Linked DNA regions of Homo sapiens: region 1 is linked to region 2. A link is an interaction called in ENCODE POLR2A ChIA-PET data of the cell type or tissue named here. Cell type or tissue: OCI-LY7. All regions are shown on one strand. Each heading gives the region's core, and the rest is flanking DNA. Links, peaks and the distances in the headings are about the cores only.

Region 1 (9,313 bases), core at 757-8,756, 700 kb after region 2:
TTTTTGAGACAGAGTCTTGCTCTGTTGCCCAGGCTGGAGTGCAGTGGTGCAATTTTGGCTCACTGCAACCTCTGCCTCCCAGGTTCAAGTGATTCTCCTGCTTCAGCCTCCCAAGCAGCTGGGCATACAGGTGTGCACCACCACACCTGGCTAATTTTTTGCATTTTTGATAGAGACAGGGTTTCACCATGTTGGCCAGGCTGGTCTTGAACTCCTGCCCTCAAGTTATCCGCCCGCCTCGGCCTCCCAAACTGCTGGGATTACAGGCGTGAGCCACCATGCCTGGCCTGGAGATAGGATCTTTACAAAGCTAATCAAGGTAAAATGAAATAATTAGGGTGGGTCCCAATCCAATATGACTGGTATCCTTGGTAAAAGGGGAAATTGAGACACAGATAGGTACTGGGGAAAGGCAATGTGAAGATACAGGGAGAACACCTATGATCATGAAGCTGGCTATCTACCAGCCAAGGAGAAAGGGCTGAAGCAGAGCCTTCCTTCGTAGCCCCCAGAAGGAACCAACCCCGCCAACACCTCGACTTCCAACCAACAAGAGACAATGGGACAATACGTTTCTGTTACTTACGCCACTAACTTGGCGGTACTTTGTTATGGCAGCCATAGCAAATTATTACAGGTGGTGACAATGGGAGTAAAGTGAAAGAAATTTAAGAGGTAAACTGAGAAGGTCTTCATGATTGATTGGATGTGGAGAAAGGGAAAGTAAGGAAGAAAAAGGGCTAAAAAAATGACTCTGCCAACTGGATGGGGAATGGTGAGCAGGAGCAGGGGTCACGGGGAATGACTTCAGAGTTGGACTGGTTGGAATTGAAACTACATCTTGGGAGGTGAGGAGGTGAAGAATACAAGTGCAGATGCCTCCTTTGAAGAGCCCTGCCATGAAGGAAGGACAAGTGAACTGTGGTTACAAGATAAAGTGGAATTTTTTTTTGAGACGGAGTCTTGCTCTGTTGCCCGGGCTGGAGTGCAGTGGCATGATCTCAGCTCACTGCAACCCTGCCCCCTGGGTTCAAGTGATTCTCCCACCTCAACCTCCCGAGTAGCTAGGACTACAGGCATGCACCACCATTCCCAGCTAATTTTTGTATTTTTTGTAGAGACGGGGTTTTGCCACGTTGCCCAGGCTGGTCTCAAACTTCTGAGATCAAGTGATCCTCCTGCCTCAGCCTCCCGAAGTGCTGGGATTACAAATGTGAGCCACCAGGCCTGGCCCTGTAATTATTTTAATAGGAAAGATATGAACATGTTTCTGAATTCTGCCTCCACGCCCTTCAGCTTTCTCAGGAACCTAACTCCACCAATCATATATTCATAATAGCATATGAATGGAATTGAAAATAGCAGTTGAGGCCAGGCGCGGTGGTTCACGCCTTTAATCCCAGCACTTTGGGAGTCCGAGGCGGGCGGATCACAAGGTCAGGAGATTGAGACCATCCTGGCTAACACGGTGAAACCCTGTCTCTACCAAAAATAAAAAGAAATTAACCGTGCATGGTGGCGGACGCCTGTAGTCCCAGCTACTCGGGAGGCTGAGGCAGGAGAATGACATGAACCCAGGAGGTGGAGCTGGCAGTGAGCCCAGATCGCGCCACTGCACTCCAGCCTGGGTGACAGAGCGAGACTCCGTCTCAAAAAAAAAAAAAAGAAAATAGCAGTTGAAATAGAATGGCATATGAATGGACTATAATAGCATATGGATGGAAACTGAAAATAGCGGTTACCTAAATGATACCTCAGCTTTGTTGCCAAACAGAAATGAATACAGACCCAAAACAGGGGCAAATCATGGATCTACAGCCCCTCTGCCCTTTACCTGTCCCTCTACTCTTTCATTTACATCTCCTGCTCCTGCCCGATTATTCTCCCAAGAGGAAGCAATTCTAAGTTCCCTCCTCCACAATTGTAAACCGCAATGAAACTGAGAGGTAAATTCTGGAGTTGTAAAGATTAAAAGAGTTGGTTATACACAAGTGTTCATTTCTTGAGGGCAAAGTTGCAGTGGCTGGCCTGGACAAGCTACATCCAGAGGGCCCAGGTAAGTGGGAAACTGTATGTTCTCATTTCCAAGATGAAGATACTAATGGAATAAAGCGAGATATGTCACAAGAAAGATATATAGTGCCTCTGCTACCCTAAACTACAAGTCCCACACTAACCATACAGGGAATTTTCAGTCCCATTCAAAGCAGAGGCGCAAAAGAGACAAAGATTTACATCCAAGGTAGTTTATCCACAGCATTATTTGTATTGACAAGAACTGCAGATAAGCTAAATATCAACCATTAGGGGGTTAGTTAAATAAATTGTGGTAGAGCCATAAGACAGAATGATAGAGATCTCCATTAAAAATTACATTTTGCAGGAATTTTTATAAAGTGAGAAATGCTCACAATGCAAAGTCATACAGAATCAATGACATAGGAGTTAAAAAGAAATTACTTAGGCAGATAGTGAGGATAAGGAAGTCCTTAGTAATGTTTTCCCTTTAATGAAAAGCAGCCCCAACATCATTTTCTTCTCTAACAAAGAGCAGCCTGTAAAATCAAGCTGCAGACATAGACAAGCAAGCTGGAAACTTGCACAGGTGAATGTCGCCAGTCGTGCCAATAGGAAAAGGCTACCTGGGACTACGCATGATCAAAATGGCAGATCCATCTTCCCTTCTCTTTGCCAGCCATGCATACAGCAAGGAGCAGACAAGATGGCACTGGCCAAGTGGAAAGCCCATTTGCATAATAAGATTAGGGTGGGATGACCAGCCTTCCCCACAAGCTAGGTAAATGTCACACCTGGTCAAACCAATCTGTGGGCCCTACATAAATCATACATTGCCTCCTCAAGCCTACCTGTAAAATCTGCTATGGTCCACCGCAGGCCAGCTTTTCCCTTTCAGACGCCCCTCTGTCTGGTAAGAGAGAGGAAACTGCTCTCCTTTCTCTTTTTTTTGCCTATTAAACCTCTACTCCTAAACTGACTCCTTGCGTGTGTCCATGTCTTTAATCTTGGTGCGAGACAACAAATCCCAGCTATTTACCCCAGACAATGAAGCCGCTACATCAGCAGTATAGAGAACTTCATATATAATGTGATTCAAGGATGTAAAGGAAAAAAAATCTGTACATGCACACACACACACATGAACATGTACACACATACATATTACCTAAGAGTAATCGAGTGGTTTTATGCAATACATTGGTGGTACAGCCAAAGGACTGGGTGGCATGACATGACATGACTGTTGTCACATCTTGATTACAGCATGATATGATGAGCTGCACATCTTAAAGGCTGACTGAAAAAAAAAAAAATCAAAAGTCTACAAGGACATGACCACACTACTTATGGTAGCCAAAAGTTGGAAGCAACCCAAACGTCCAATTCTAAGGATTAGAAGGGTAAAGTGTGGCATAGTCAAACAATGACATACCATACAGCAAAAAGAATAAATTAACTTTAGCAACACGCAACAACCTGGAAGAATCTCACAAATATAATGTTGAGCAAAAAAAAGTAAAGGAGTGTATAGCACATGATTCAATTTCTATAAAACTCAACCACAGGAAAAACTAATCCACAGCGTAGACATCAGAATAATGGATACTTTGATGGAAAGTTACTGAAAGACGCTTAATGGGAACTTCAGAAGGACTAGTAATGTTCTATTTCTTAATCTGGGTATTGACTGCATGAGTGCATTCATTTTGTAAAAATTTATTCAGCTTTACAGTTAAGATGTATGTAATTTTCTATATGTATCTTCAACTTCAGTAAAAAGTTTATTTTTGAAATAATCTGTAAGGAAAAATGAGACGTATAAGTGACTCAACAAGAAAAGCTAAAATGAGCAAGCACCAGTCTATAAACATTTACACTGCGAGCAAGAAGCTGTGGCTTTTTACCTAGGCTAATCTCTACCAGGACAAACCCACTAAACTTACAAACCATTAAAAAAAAAAAGCACTGTGCTCGCAGAGCATCATCAATGATGCCCTTTTTTTTTTTTTTTCCTTTTTTAAGTTTGACAGTTTGTTGAGCTGAGGTCAAGGTGTTTATTTAGGGTCCCTTTGATGAAAGAAGTCTGCTTTTGGGCCGGGCGCCGTGGCTCACGCCTGTAATCCCAGCACTTTGGGAGGCCGAGGCAGGCGGATCACGAGGTCAGGAGATCAAGACCATCCTGGCTAAGACAGTGAAACCCCATCTCTACTAAAAATACAAAAAATTAGCCGGGCGTGGTGGCGGGCGCCTGTAGTCCCAGCTACTCGGGAGGCTGAGGCAGGAGAATGGCGTGAACCCGGGAGGCGGAGCTTGCAGTGAGCCGAGATCGCGCCACTGTACTCCAGCCTGGGCGACAGAGCGAAACTCCGTCTCAAAAAAAAAAAAAAAAAAAAAGTCTGCTTTTGGGGTCTGTCCAATGAAGAAAATGAGCAGGATTCTCGACTCCTAACATTCAGCTGTATAATCGTTTGCCTACGTTTATCTCTTACTTCCAAGTATAATTAGCTCAGCCCAGCTTACTCTGAACTGGAAGGCTGTATATCATAAAGATTAAAGCTTCTGAGCATGACAGTCCTGGGTTTAATGTTTAACACCAAGTTCTGCCACCTACAGGCTGTGACCTTGGGCAAGTTTTACTATTCCTCCCAGCTTCAATGTCCTCATCTATGTAAAATGGGTGTAATAATGGTATTTACCTCATATAGTTGTAGTGAGGATTCAATAAAATTAAACCACTTAATCTATGTGACACATTCAAAAGAAATTAACTGCTGTTATTTCTCAACACATTTTTTTCACTATCAGCCTAGTTTGCTACCCCAACCAGCCTCTCACACTTTATCTTCTCCCACCTCCTGCCTAAAATGGTAGTGCTCAAAAAACAACAATTCATTTATAAAGAGAAATAAGGCCAGACGTGGTGGCTGTCACCCGTAACCCCAGCACTTTGGGAGGCTGAGGCGGGCAGATTGCTTGAGCCCAGGAGTTCGAGACCGTCCTGGGCAATATGATGCAATCCTATCTCTACAAAAAAATGCAGAAAAATTAGCCAGGTATGGTGGCTTGCACCTATAGTCCCAGGGAAGTGGGAGAGTTCCCTGATTTCCCCTTGCAGGATGTGCGACAGGGATGCAACTTGCCTGTTCCGTCACCTTGCAGCTCAAATCCCTAGGGGGAGCATGCAAACAGGCAGGTGCAGAGGCCAGGGCAAGTGCTTTGGGCTCTCAGCCCTGCAGTAGTGTCTAGGGGTGGGTGCCTGCAACTCCAGTGTTACCAAGTTCTTTCAGCTTTGCTGTCTGCAGACGGCTTGAGTGTTAATCAGCTCTTAACACAAGGGCAGAGGGCCAGTGTAACAGACTTCCATATCCCGAGCTCTTGCCCAGTGTTCCAGAAAAATCGAATCACACACAGGCTCCAAGGATGAGTGCAAGGTTTTGTTTGTTTGTGTGTGTGTTTGTTTGAGGTGGAATCTCACTCTGTCACCCAGGCTGGAGTGCAGTGGCGCAATCTCGGCTCACCGCAACCTCCGCCACCCGGGTTCAAGTGATTCTCCTGCCTCAGCCTCCCAAGTAGCTGAGATTACAGGTGCCTGCCACCAAGCCAGGCTAATTTTTGTATTTTTAGTAGAGACGGGGTTTCACCATATTGGCCAAGCTGGTCTCAAACTCCTGATCTCAGGTGATCTGCCCACCTCGGCCTCCCAAAGTCCTGGGATTACTGGCATGTGTCACTGTGCCCAGCTGCGTGCAAGGTTTAATTGAGTGGTGGAGGTGGCTCTCAGCAAGATGAGTGGGGAGCTGAAAGGGGGGATGGAGTGGGAAAGTGATCTTCCCAGCAGCTGGCCTCTTCCAGCAGCTGGCTTCTTCTCCAACGGCCCCTGGCCAAACTCCCCTCGGCATCCAGATGTCCCGCCTCTTCTCCCTTTCTCTGCCTGGTTGTTCTGCTGTTGCTGGTCTGCTGGTCTGCTGCTCTGCTGCTCTGCCGGTCTCCTCTGGAGCCTGAGGTTTGGGGTTTCTATTGGGGCAGGATAGGGGACCTGGCAGGCTAAAAGGCAAATTCTGGGACACAAAAACAGAAATGCCTGTTCTCATTTAGGGCTGCAGGTATCCAGGCTTGAGGATAGGGCCTTTGCCAGGGAGCCGCCCTCTTCTACCCAGTATTTCCTTGTCTCCTGCCCATATCACCAGCTACTTGGGAGGATAGGTGGGAGGAATGCTTGTGCCTGGGAGGCTGAGGTTGCAGTGAGCCGTGATCATGCACTGTACTCAGCCTGGGCAACAGTGCAAGACCTTGTCTCAAAAAAAAAAAAAAAATCACAATTCTAAATAAAGACAAGCTCCAAGAGGGCCACAACCTATGCATCCATCAGTGGATGAATAGATTTTTTTTAATGTGGTATATATACACAACGGAATACTAATCAGCCATAAAAAATAATAAAATCATGTCATTTGCAGCAACATGAATGGAACTGGAGATCCAGTTCCTTATATTAAGTGAAATAAGCAGGCATAGAAAGACATGCCTGGGAGGCGGAGGTTGGAGTGAGCTGAGATCACGCCACTATACTCCAGTCTAGGTGAAAGAGTGAGACCGTGTTTAAAAAAAAAAAGTTATTCTCATTCTCATGAAGGTAGAGAGTAGTGGTTATCAGAGGTGAGGAAGAGATGAGGGGGCTGAAGACAAGTTGGTTAAGGGATAACAAAATATAGTTAGATAAAAGGAGTAAGTTCTAGTATTCGATACAGTACAGTAGGAAAATTATAGTTAATAATAATTTATTGTATATTTCAAAATAACTAGAAGAGATGTGAAATGTTCCCAGCACAAAGGAAAGATAAATGATTGAGGTGATGGCTATCCCAATTGCCCTAATTTGATCATTACATATTGTATGCAATTATCAAAATACCATATGATCCCCAAAATATGTACAACTATTATATATCAATAAAAAAAGAAAAAGAAAATCAAAATTTTACATTTTTTGAGGAACTCAATAAACATCTCTACAATTTATTTAAAAGAATAAAGTTTCATAAATAACTAAGTCAATCTTTTAAAAAATATAAAGAAAGTGTATTGGCGTTAAGACAGAAAAACAGTACCCTCCCTATATGGGAGATATATATTAAGAGAATTATTCCAAGAAATTGGCTCACAGAATTTGTGTGGGTTTCCCCCAACAAGTCTGAAATCCATACAGCAGGGTATCAGGACAGGCAGGCTGGGATTCTCAGGGACAGGACTCTGCAGTCCACAGGACTAATTTTTTCTTCCTTAGGGAAGCCCCACCTCTGCTCTTTAGATCTTTAAACTGATTGAATTAGGCACACCCAGTTTATCTAGGACAAGTTCCCTCACTTAAATTTAACAGAGTAATGGATTTTAATCACATCTACAAAATACCTTCCTGGCAACACCTAGATTCATTTTCATTGAACAACTAACCAAACTGACGCATCAAAAAGATAATTGCAAAGGGAGGCTCGTCTTACCAGTTTTAATGACACGCCCATAAAGCCTTAGTAATAAAATGTTTTAAGCAATATTGTTGCAGGCACAGTCAAGTAGACAAATGGAAGAGTAGAGAGCTTAGAAATAGACATGTGCATATATGGAAATATACAATAAAAGTAGCACCACAGAGGAGCCAAGGACAAGTTATTTCATACCCAATGTTGGGAAAACTGGTGATATCTATATGGAGAAAAATAATACGATCTATATCTTATACCAAACAAAATTTCCTAGTACACTGGTAGCCAGTTTAAGACTTAATAGAAGGTCGGGCGCGGTGGCTCAGGCCTGTAATCTCAGCACTTTGGGAGGCGGAGGCGGGCGGATCAGGAGTTCAGGAGATCGAGACCATCCTGGCTAACACTGTGAAACCCCGTTTCTACTAAAAAATACAAAAATAAATAGCTGGGCGTGGTGCCGGGGGCCTGTAGTCCCAGCTACTCGGGAGGCTGGGGCAGGAGAATGGCATGAACCCAGGAGGCGGAGCTTGCAGTGAGCCGAGATCGCGCCACTGCACCGCAGCCTGGGCGACAGAGCGAGACTCCGTCTCAAAAAAAAAGACTTAATTGAGAGGAGCTACAACAAAAGTACCTAAAAAAAAAAAATCCTTAATAGAGAGGGTATTTTCATGCACGTCCCTGTGAAGAGACCACCAAACAGGCTTTGTGTGAGCAACATGGCTGTTTATTTCACCTGGGTGCAGGCGGGCTGTGTCCGAAAAGAGAGTCAGTGAAGGGAGATAGGGGTGGGGCCGTTTTATAATATTTGGGCAGGCAAAGGAAAATTACAGTCAAAGGAGGTTTGTTCTCTGGCGGGCAGGAGTGGGGGTCTCAAGGTGCTCAGTGGGGGAGCTTTTTGAGCCAGGATGAGCCAGGAAAAGGATTTTCACAAGGTAATGTCATCACTTAAGGCAAGGACCGGCCATTTTCACTTCTTTTGTGGTGGAATGTCATCAGTTAAGGTGGGGCAGGGCATATTCACTTCTTTTGTGATTCTTCAGTTACTTCAGGCCATCTGGGCGTATACGTGCAAGTCACGGGGGATGCGATGGCTTGGCTTGGGCTCAGAGGCCTGACAGGTATCAAATAGAAGAACAATATCAGCACAGTCTCCGTTAAGACACTTAGAAGTAAGCCACGCAGTCTGAATTAGAGCCCCCAATTCCCAGGGTAGTGGCAGGCAGTGGTAGAGAAGTGCCAAAAGGAGAAAGCAAGCATCTCTCTAAGGACTCCCTAGACTAATCAGGAAGGGTTGGGCTGACTGGGGATGGGAGGCAGGGTTTTAACTAGTTCAGCATTGAAAACTCTTTTATAACTGGTCATGTGACCTTTAACCTTGTCATACTGCTGTTGTCTGTGAATATCTGTGTTACTTTTTTTTTTTTTTTTTTTGAGACAGAGTCTCGCTCTGTCAGCCAGGCTGGAGTGCAGTGGCACGATCTCAGCTCACTGCAACCTCCGTCTCCTTGGCTCAAGCAATTCTCCTGCCTCAGTCTCCCGAGTAGCTGGGATTACAGGCGTGGGCCACCACACCCGGCTAATTTTTGTATTTTTAGTAGAGATGGGGTTTCACTATGTTGGTCAGGCTGGTCTCGAACTCCTGACCTCAGGTAATCCGCCTGCCTTGACCTCCCAAAGTGCTGGGATTACAGGCATGAGCCACTGCACCTGGCCTTTTTTTTTTTTCAGTGTAGAGATGGGGTTTCCCACTGTTGTCCAGGCTGGTCTTGAACTCTTGGGCTCAAGTGATCCTCCATCCCTGATTGTTCAAAGTG
Region 2 (9,313 bases), core at 605-8,604:
ATGGTAAGGGGTGCATGATCGGTCGCTAAGGAGGGAGTAGAGGTGTCTTATACTTATGGGTTACGGTGGGGAGATACAAGGGGAGGATGTGAAGGAGGCTTTGAACTGGGGGAAAAGGCGGCAATGAGGTGTGGCTGTAGCCCAGGAATAGTCAGGGAAGCAGATAATTTAGTTAAAGTGTCTCGGCCTAATAAGGGAACTGGGCAGGTGGGGGTAACTAAAAGGAGTGATTAAAAGAGTACTGTCTAAGTTGGCACCAGAGTTGGGGAGTTTTAAGAGGTTTAGAAGCCTGGCTGCCAATACCTACAACAGTTATGAAGGCAAAGGAAACAGGCCTTTGGAAAGAAGGTAATGTGGAGTGGGTAGCCTCCGTATTGATTAAGACGGGGACGGACTTACTTTCTACTCTGAGAGTTACTTCAAGCTTGGCGTCCGTGATGGCCTACGGGGCTTCCAAGGCGATCGGGCAGCGTCAGTCTTCAGCTGCTAAGCTGAGAAAATGTGAGAAGGAGTCAGTCAGAGAGCCTTGGGCCGGAGTTCCAGGGGCTCTGGGAGTGGCTGCCAGGTGAGTTGAAGAGTCTGATTTTCAGTGGAGTCCTACACAGATGGGATACGGCTGAGGAGGAATCCTGGGCTGTGGGCATTCCTTGGCCTAGTGGCTAGATTTCTGGCACTTGAAGCAAGATCCTGATGCAGGAAGTCCTGTAGGAATGCTTGACTGCTGCGGCTTAGGCGTGTGCGGCTGAGGCATTTTGAAGTTCTCCTATGCTGGAGGTGTGGCTGGGTCTCGTCTCACAGCAGAGGCAAGTAATTGTAACTCAGAAACGCGTTGCCGTCTGGATGCTTCTTCTCTATTATTGTACACCTTGAAGGCAAGATTGATTAATTCCTGTTGTGGGGTTTGAGGGCTAGATTCTAATTTTTGAAGTTTTTTCTTAATGTCAGGAGTGGATTGGATGATAAAATGCATGTTAAGAATAAGGCGGCCTTCTGGCCCTTCTGGGTCTAGGGCGGTATAGCGTCCAAAGGTTGCTGCTAAGCCGGCCATGAACTGGGCTGGGTTTTCGTCTCTACCTTGGGTAGTCTCTTCAAGCTTGTCATAATTAACAGCTTTGTAAGCTGCCTTTTTAAGCCTTTCAAGTAGGCAGGAATCATGTAATCTCACCTAGCTATACCTGGGGAATTTGTCTGATAGTTCCATTGGGGATCTTCTCGGGGAACTGCTCTAATGCCTTCCTGGAGGTCTGGCTCGTGAAGCCGGCGGTTATCAGCGTGAGATTGGGCTAGAGAAAAAACTCTTTCCCGTTCATCTGGGGAGAGGGTAGAAGTTAGGATGACATTTCAGTCACTCCAGGTTAACTTGTAGGACAGAGTTAGATATCAGAATTCCTGTATACATTTAGTGGGGTCTGATGAGAAAGAGCCTAAACACTGACTGATCTGAGAGAGGCGTGATAGAGAAAAAGGTACATGTACCCTGACTATGCCTTCAGCTCTAGCCACCTCTCTAAGAGGAAACTGTTGGGCAGGTGGGGAAGAACTAGTCACAGAACTAAACTGTATGCCGGAACGGCTGTGAGGAGGGGAGATGGTAGAAGGATTATAGGGTGGAGGAGCAGAGGCTGAGGAAGAATTGGGACTTAGCTCGGCCTGGTGACAAGCAGCCTGGGGAGGAGGGGAAAGGTCAGATGGGTCTGTAGAAAAGGAAGACTGGAAAGACTCAGCAACGCTTGGGGTTGGGACTGAGGGGACAGGCGGGAGGGAAAGAAGGAAGATTTGGGACGAGTTGCATTGGGAACAGAGACCAGGGAGGGACCGATATGTAAAAGAATGCCTGGACATCAGGCACCTCAGACCGTTTGCCTATTTTACGACAAGAATTATTTAGATCTTATAGGATGGAAAAATTGAAAGTGTTGTTTTCTGGCTATTTGGAAGTACTGTCGAGTTTGTATTGGGGTCAAGCGGCATTGCAGAAGAAAATAAGACGCTTAGATTTTAGGTCAGGTGAGAGTTGAAGAGGTTTTAAGCTCTTGAGAACACAGGCTAAGGAAGAAGAAGGAGGAATGGAAGGTGGAAGCTTGCCCATAGTGAAGGAGGCAAGCCCAGAGAAAAGAGAGTAGAGACATGGAGAAGGGTTGGGGGGTTCTTGCCCTCCAGAAAAGCAGAGAAGGGGTCAGGGCACGGAAATAAGGGGTTGAGGCGCAGAGATAAGAGGTCGGGGCACGGAAATAAGGGATCGGGGCACAGAAATAAGAGGTTGGGGCATGGAAATAAGGGATCGGGGTGCAGAGATAAGAGGTCGGGGTTCCTGCCCCTCCCCTAGAAAAGCGGGACTTGCCGCTAAGGGTGAAAGACCAAGGCAGGTGTCCTTGCGTGGTCTGACACCTCTGAAACCTGAGTGAATAATCAGAGAGGCATCCCCACAATGATTAAACACCAAGGGAAGGCTGCCTTTCTTAGTCCACGACCGGCATTGGAGTTTTGGGTCCATGGATAAAACATGTCTCCTTTGTCTCTACCAGAAAATGAAAGGAATTGAAATTAAGAGAAGGGAGAGATTGAAGTGTGGCACCAAGATTGAACAGAGAAAGAGGTTGAGGGATAGTGAGGGAGGTTGGAGAAGAGTGTAAAAAGAGGCTGTTCACGGGATTTGAAATTGGTGAGATGTTTCTTGGGCTGGTCAGCCTGAGGACCTGAGATCGTAGGTGGATCTTTCTCACGGAGCAAAGAACAGGAGGACTAGGGATTGATCTCCCAAGGGAGTTCCCCTGATCCGAGTCACGGCAGCAAATTTCATGTGTGTCCGTGTGAAGAGACCACCAAACAGGCTTTGTCTGAGCAATAAATCTTTTAATCACCTGGGTGCAGGTGGGCTGAGTCCAAAAAGAGTCAGTGAAGGGAGATGGGGTGGGGCCATTTTATAGGATTTAGGTACGTAAAGGAAAAAGAGGGGTTGTTCTCTGGCAGGCAGGAGTAGGGGTCACAAGGTGCTCAGTAGGGGAGCTTTTGAGCCAAGATGAGCCAGGAGAAGGAATTTCACAAGATAATGCTATCAGTTAAGGCAGGAACAGGCCATTTTCATTTCTTTTGTAGTGGAATGTCATCAGTTAAGCCAGGAACCGGCCATCTGGATGTGTATGTGCAGGTCTCAGGGGATATGATGGCTTAGCTTAGGCTCAGAGGCCTGACACTATCTGGGCAGACTGGGCAGGTAGAATCTTCATCTTTACCTTTTCTTTTCTTTCTTTTTTTTTTTTTGAGACAAAGTCTCACCTGCTCTGTTGCCTAGGTTGTTGTATAGTGGTGCCATCTCAGCTCACTGCTGTAACCTCCACCTCCCAGTTTCAAGCAATTCTTCTGTCTCATCCTCCTGAGTACTGGGACTACAGGTGCCCACCACCACGCCTGGCTAAAATTTGTACTTTTAGTAGAGACAAGGTTTCACCATATTGGTCAGGCTGATCTCGAACCCCTGACCTCAGGTGATCCACCCGCCTCAGCCTCCCATAGTGGTGTGATTATAGGAATGAGCCACTGCGCCCTGCCGTCTTCACATTTTCATTCTGCATTTAGGTTATTTCTGTGTGTCCTGACCATTGTATCAGAAAAAAGAGTTAGCTAACAGAATTTTTATTCTTTAAACCTTTTTGACTCATAATAGAACACATGCTTTTTGCAAAAAATATGGAAAATACGAAAAGCATAAAGAAAATTCACCTCTAATTCTACAACCATAAGGAAAACCAACTATTTATAATGCATAATTGCTTCATACACTTTTTGCTATTTGAATATATGTAATATATATGTTTTGCATCATTAGAATTATTCTGTACATACAGGTGTTTCTTTCCCTCCACTGTAGTTGAGCATGTATTTACTTATAACCTCTATTTTTTTCAGGTATTAATAGAAACCATATAAGCTTTATAAATGTTTTTGTGTTTTTATAGGATTTTAAAATTTTGTTATTTTAAGTATACAGTTTTTAGTCATAAACACAATCCCTGCACAAAGTAAAAAAGCAAACAATATTTTAGAATATTGTAAAATAAAAATTAAGTCTCTTTCCTCCATTCTTTACCTCCCAAACTCTTTCCCAAGAGAAGGACTTTTAAAAATCCCTTGTTATATATGGCTTAAATATTGTATTTTCCCTTAAGGTTATACCATGAGGACTTTCTCAGATCATTAAATATTCTTCAGAAAGATTATTTTTGAGGTTACATAATATTGGATGTTATGTACGTGTTAATGTATTCAACATTCCCCAATTTTTGGCCATGTATATTGTTTCCAATTATTTGTTCTTATAAGTAATGCTACAGTGGACCTCTTTGTAAATCTCTGACTATGTCTTTGAGAATCACTAGACTGGTTGACAGAATTTTATGACATTTAATTTTTTTGTAATAGGAGTCACTTTTTAAAGAAAATGCAGTTTTTATCAGGCTTAATGTATCCATTTTGTTAATTTACTTTAAAAATGGGCTTTAATTTTTAGAGCAGTTTTAGGTTGACAGTACAGCTGAGTGGCGAGTATAGAGTTCCTATGTAGTCCCTACATCTGCCCCTCACGCTCACAGCCTCCCCTGCTATAAACCTCTGAACACTAGCAGCACATTTGTTACAACCGATGAACTTACACTGACACATAGTTATAACCTAAAGTCCATGGCTTACATCAGCATGCATCCTTGATGTTGTACATCTATGGGTTTTGACAAATGTATAATGAAATGTATCCACCATTGTAGTAGCATACAGAATAGTTTCACTGACTAAAAATCCTCTGTGCTCCACATAGTCCATCCCTGTCTCCTTGCTAACCACTGGCAACCAGTGATCTTTTTACTGTCTTCATAATTTTGCCTTTTCCAAATGTCATATAGTTGGAACCATACAGTAGTTAATCTTTTCAGATTGGTTTCTTTCACTCAGTAATATGTATTTAAGTTTCCTCCATGTCTTTTTGTGGCTCGATATTCATATTCCTTTTTCGTGCCAAATAATATTCCATTGTCAGGATTTACTTATCCACTCACCTGGTGAAGGACAGTTTGTTGCTTCCAAATTTTAGCAATTATGAGCAGATGTGCTGTGAATATTCATGTGTGGGTTTTTCTATGGACATAAGTTTTCAGATCATTTGGGTAAATACCAAGGAGTGTGACTACTGGAGCATATGATAAGAGTATGTTAAGTTTTGAAAGTAACTGCCAAACTGTCTTCCAAAGTGGCTGTACCATTTGCATTCCCAGCAGCAATGAATGAGAAGTTCCTTTTGCTCCATATCCTTGCTACCATTTAGTATTGTCAGTGTTCTGGATTTTGGCCATTCTGACGGATATGTAGTGATATCTCGTTGTTATAATTTGCATTTCTTTGATGACATATGAAGTTCACTGAAGTTCAGAATTTCAGATGTTCACTTACCTTTTTTTTTTTTTTGGTGAGGTTTAAATCTTTTGCCCATTTTTATTTTTATTTTTTTTAACTTCTATCTTAAGTTAATGGGTACATGTGCACATTTGTTATATAGGTAAACTCATGTCGCAGGGGTTTGTAGTACAGATTATTTGTCAGGCAAGTACTAAGCCTACTACCAAACAGTCATTTTCTTCTGACCCTCTCCCTCCTCCCACCCTCCACCCTTGAGTAGGTCCCAGTGTGTGTTGTTTCCCTCTATGTGTCCATGTGTTCTCATTATTTAGCTCCCACTTATAAGTGAGAGCATGCGATATTTGGTTTTCTGTTCCTGCATTAGTTTGCTAAGGATAATAACCTTCAGCTCCATCCATGTTCCTGCGAAAGACACGATCTCATTTTTTTTAAATGTTTTGCCCATTTTTAAATTGGGTTGCTCATTTTCCTATTGTTGAATATGTTCTTTTTAAACATTCAGCTGAGGTAACTCTTAATATTGTATAACTAGAAATACTCAGCTCCTGAAATTTTGTCGTAGAAGATTAGTGTTAGCAATTTGCAAACTACTGATGACTTGAACACAACAGCCTCAGATCAGTAATAAATGCAGCATTTTGCAACTATTGACAAGGATGCAGATTAGCTTGTCTGCACTGAGTCTGCAGAGTAAGAAAAAAAGATCAAGGACTGAAAGCCAGAGAAACAGCATCTAAGAGATGAGCCAGAGAAGAGGAGCCCAAGGTGGGATATGAGGGGGAGTGGTCAGAAAGCTAGAAGAAAAACCTGGAGGCTGTGGGACACAATCTCCTTGAAAAAATCTGAAGAGCAAGCAAAGTCAGCATTGCCAGATGCTTGAAAGTGTAAGTAAAAGTGAACAGAAATTTTTTTTTTAATTTAAAATAAAAGATTGTTAGGGAACACCAAGTCAGTGGGTTATGGGAAAAGAGATAGATTCACATTACTGTGACCTAAGGAATGAAGAGGTGGTGGGGAAGTGGCAAGCATGGGAACAATCTAGTTTTTCACGAATTAAGCCATGGAAAGACAAAGGAGGTGGTAGATAGAAGGAGAAACAAAGTCTGAGGCCCTTCCCCATCCTTTTACCAGTAGAGAAGGGCCTTATAGAACACCCCTTGGGAAACCCCAGCTAAGGCTCCTAATGGTTTCTCTCTGTTTGCCTCAGGCCCATCCTTTGATTTTCTCTGCCTGGTCTTGTCTCCCAGGCTGGCTCCAGGGAATTGAATAACCCAGGCTCTCCCTGCTGGCTAGTTTACCATTGAGTTCAAAGAGCCATTGGGAGGAGGAGATTGGAAGGAAACAGGAAGGGAGGGAGAGGGGAGGGTGCTTATTCCCTGCTCCTTCTCGTTCCAGCACCGGGTTCTGCAGGGGCTGCATCCCTCCACCAGGGCGGCTTCTGCAGGGCGGCTTCTCCACAGGATAGTTCCAACAGAGCGGGGAAGCTAGCCACTCCTGCTCCTGCTCAGCCTCGGGTGGCAAAGGCTGTCCAGGTGCCTCAGCATCCCTTGGCCTTCCCTTAGCCTGGGCAACAAGCCTTCACTAAAGGTCCCTTCACTGAAGTCTTTTTCTTTTTTTGAGATGGCGTCTAGCTCTGTTACCCATGCTGGTGGCGAACAGTGGCATTATCTCAGCTCACTGCAGCCTCCACCTCCCAGGTTCAAGCGATTCTCCTGCCTCAGCCTCCCGAGTGACTGGGATTACAGATATGTACCACCATGCCCGGCTAATTTTTGTATTTTTAGTAGAGACAGGGTTTCACCATGTTGGCCAGGCTGGTCTCAAACTCCTGACCTCCGGTGATCTGGCCGCCTCAGCCTCCCAAAGTGCTGGGATTACAAGCATGAGCCAGCACGCTGAGCCAACTGAAGTCTTTTTAGTTGAGCCACCTGAGTACAATTCTGCTTCTTTCAGACCCTGACCAACACGGTGTAAGACCCCACATGACACCCCCACATAATCACTTCCTTCTTATGAGAAGCAGATAAGAGGAACAGAGTGTGAACATTGTCTACGTCTCTTATGCAAATTATGCTGAGGCCTGTGTGCCTCTTCTAACAGCCACCAAGATAGAGGACAATAGCTGCATCTGCAAATTCTCTGTCAAAATGTCCAAAGTCTTATCTGCTGTGCATGTGTGCGTGTGCACATAGGTATCACTGAATGAGGGGAAATTGGCCCTGCAGTGTTTGAAAGAAGGAAAACGTAGACTGTAATTGAATGCTGTGATGAGCCCTCCTCTAACTGTCCTAGAGAAATTGTAACAGTGATGAGAACTGTCACGGTCTGCTGCTCCCACAGTGTCTAGCACAGGCCACATGTGCACTTCCCTTCTATGTGCCTCCAGCTCTAAGTGAATTACCCCACTGTTGAGACCTGGAGACTTCCAGACAGATGAAAAGAGGTAGAGGGTTGGAAATGGTATGGGCCCTACGCAGCTAATACCTGTCCTGGAATTAAAGGGAATTTAGGGACTGAAACTGTGCTGGGCATTAGTTGCTCACGCCTCCCGGTGTTAGGGAAAGTATCTTTACTCATGCAATGCTTTCATGCTGAGATTTCAGCACATATATACTGCTGAAAAGATAAGTATCTTTATAAGTGAGTGGCTGAAGACATAAGAGAGGCATCTCTCCATGGTATGAGACTGCTCAGTTTAGGAGGTGATGCAGCTCAGGGTACAAGGCAGTGTACAGGGTAGAGTGCAGCCCAAGCCGAGGGCTCAGTCTCATTATTTCCAATCCCAGTCAACATGCTGAGACCAAGAAGAGTCAAAAAGGCGTCCTTCACTAGCCACTCTACGTGTGCACGCTCTGTCTCTGTCCATCGTCCCCATCGCCTCCCATGTCATGCGGCGCACCATACCCCTACAGAAGACTCTGTGTGATTCTCATGGCGGAAGGACAAGAGGGCTGGCATTCTGGGCTGGCCCTGGGCACTCAGCAGTGCGTGCTTTTTCTTTGGGGAAAGGCAGGACCACCAGCTTCTCCTCCATAGGCTCCAGGAAGAGGAAGGAAATATCCAGGGTTTCTCCCTGGGGATTCGTGGTTAGGTCCAGATGCACAGGAAAGGCCTCCTGAGGGCCCTTTTCCTGGGAATTTTTATCATCCAAGTCAGGAAGATATTGGACAGATCCTCTTGGCCCAGCTTTGGAGGGGGAGTCTGTTGGGGGGGTGTTTTTCTGCTGGGATTCTTCCACCTTGGGAAGGTTTGTAGGTTTCTGGTTAACAGCAGAGTTTTCACTTCCAGTGGCTGGAGCCTGGAATGAGAACATTTTTGAATGTAGAGTTCCACAGGGAAAGTCCTCCCATGCCTAGTACCAGCCTAAGCTGATCTGTGCCTTTCTGTTGGAACATTTCAAAGGGAGACTAGGTAGAGGGATGGGCCTCCTGGTGAAAGGGTTAAAAAACAAAACAGATAAGGGCCAGGGGGAACCAGGACCTGTAGAAGCTTGACTGTGAGACTGTAAGTCTCACAATTTCAGAGCTGAATAATGGCCCAGAGAGGTTCAATGACTCACTCGAAGTCTCCAGCAAGCTCTCTTTCTGTTCCCAGTAGTGGAAGCAGCAGGTGCCTTTCCTTGCTTGTTTATTCTGCACCAGGCCTTGTACAGCACCCTTCATTCAGGTCCTTTCACTTGCTTCTCACAGGGATCTGAATGATGCAGTGTCGCAATCCCATTTTATAAATGAGGCAACCAAAACTCGAACAGGTAAGTGTGTGCCTGTTACACAGCTCACAGGTACCAGAGCAAAACTGGATCCCAAGTGTCCTGTTTCAACTGCTTCAAATATACCAGGCACAAATACACCTCAAATATAAACTGCCTCTCAAATATACCAGGCTACCTTATAATAAGTGCGCAATA

Evidence for each region. Peaks named below come from ENCODE experiments on the same cell type or tissue, not always from the same donor. Only the 100,000 strongest peaks of a DNase experiment are listed, where the experiment ranks them.
Region 1: POLR2A ChIA-PET joins it to region 2 with 17 read pairs; 2 of 35 experiments call an interaction of 5 or more read pairs at or near these places.

What each region holds. Positions count from the first base shown.
Region 1 is chr3:185,949,111-185,958,423 of GRCh38, reverse strand. No RefSeq gene overlaps it. Among named protein-coding and RNA genes, the nearest start is that of TRA2B, 16 kb to the right of the region's middle. RefSeq lists enhancers at 5,065-5,588, 7,503-8,445, 8,446-9,313. In OCI-LY7, for the core only: CTCF peaks have their summits at 4,500 and 4,699; a DNase peak (open chromatin) is centred at 5,203.
Region 2 is chr3:186,651,654-186,660,966 of GRCh38, reverse strand. FETUB (fetuin B) reads right to left here. Exons shown (of 7, transcript NM_014375.3): 7 at 7,826-8,704. The coding sequence ends at 8,336. The region is part of intron 1 of HRG-AS1 (HRG and FETUB antisense RNA 1); the gene reads left to right. Among named protein-coding and RNA genes, the nearest start is that of HRG-AS1, 9.3 kb to the left of the region's middle. RefSeq lists an enhancer at 2,821-3,340. In OCI-LY7, for the core only: CTCF peaks have their summits at 6,695 (motif pointing left) and 6,906; DNase peaks (open chromatin) are centred at 7,446 and 7,746; H3K4me3 peaks cover 1,639 bases; H3K27ac peaks cover 2,424 bases.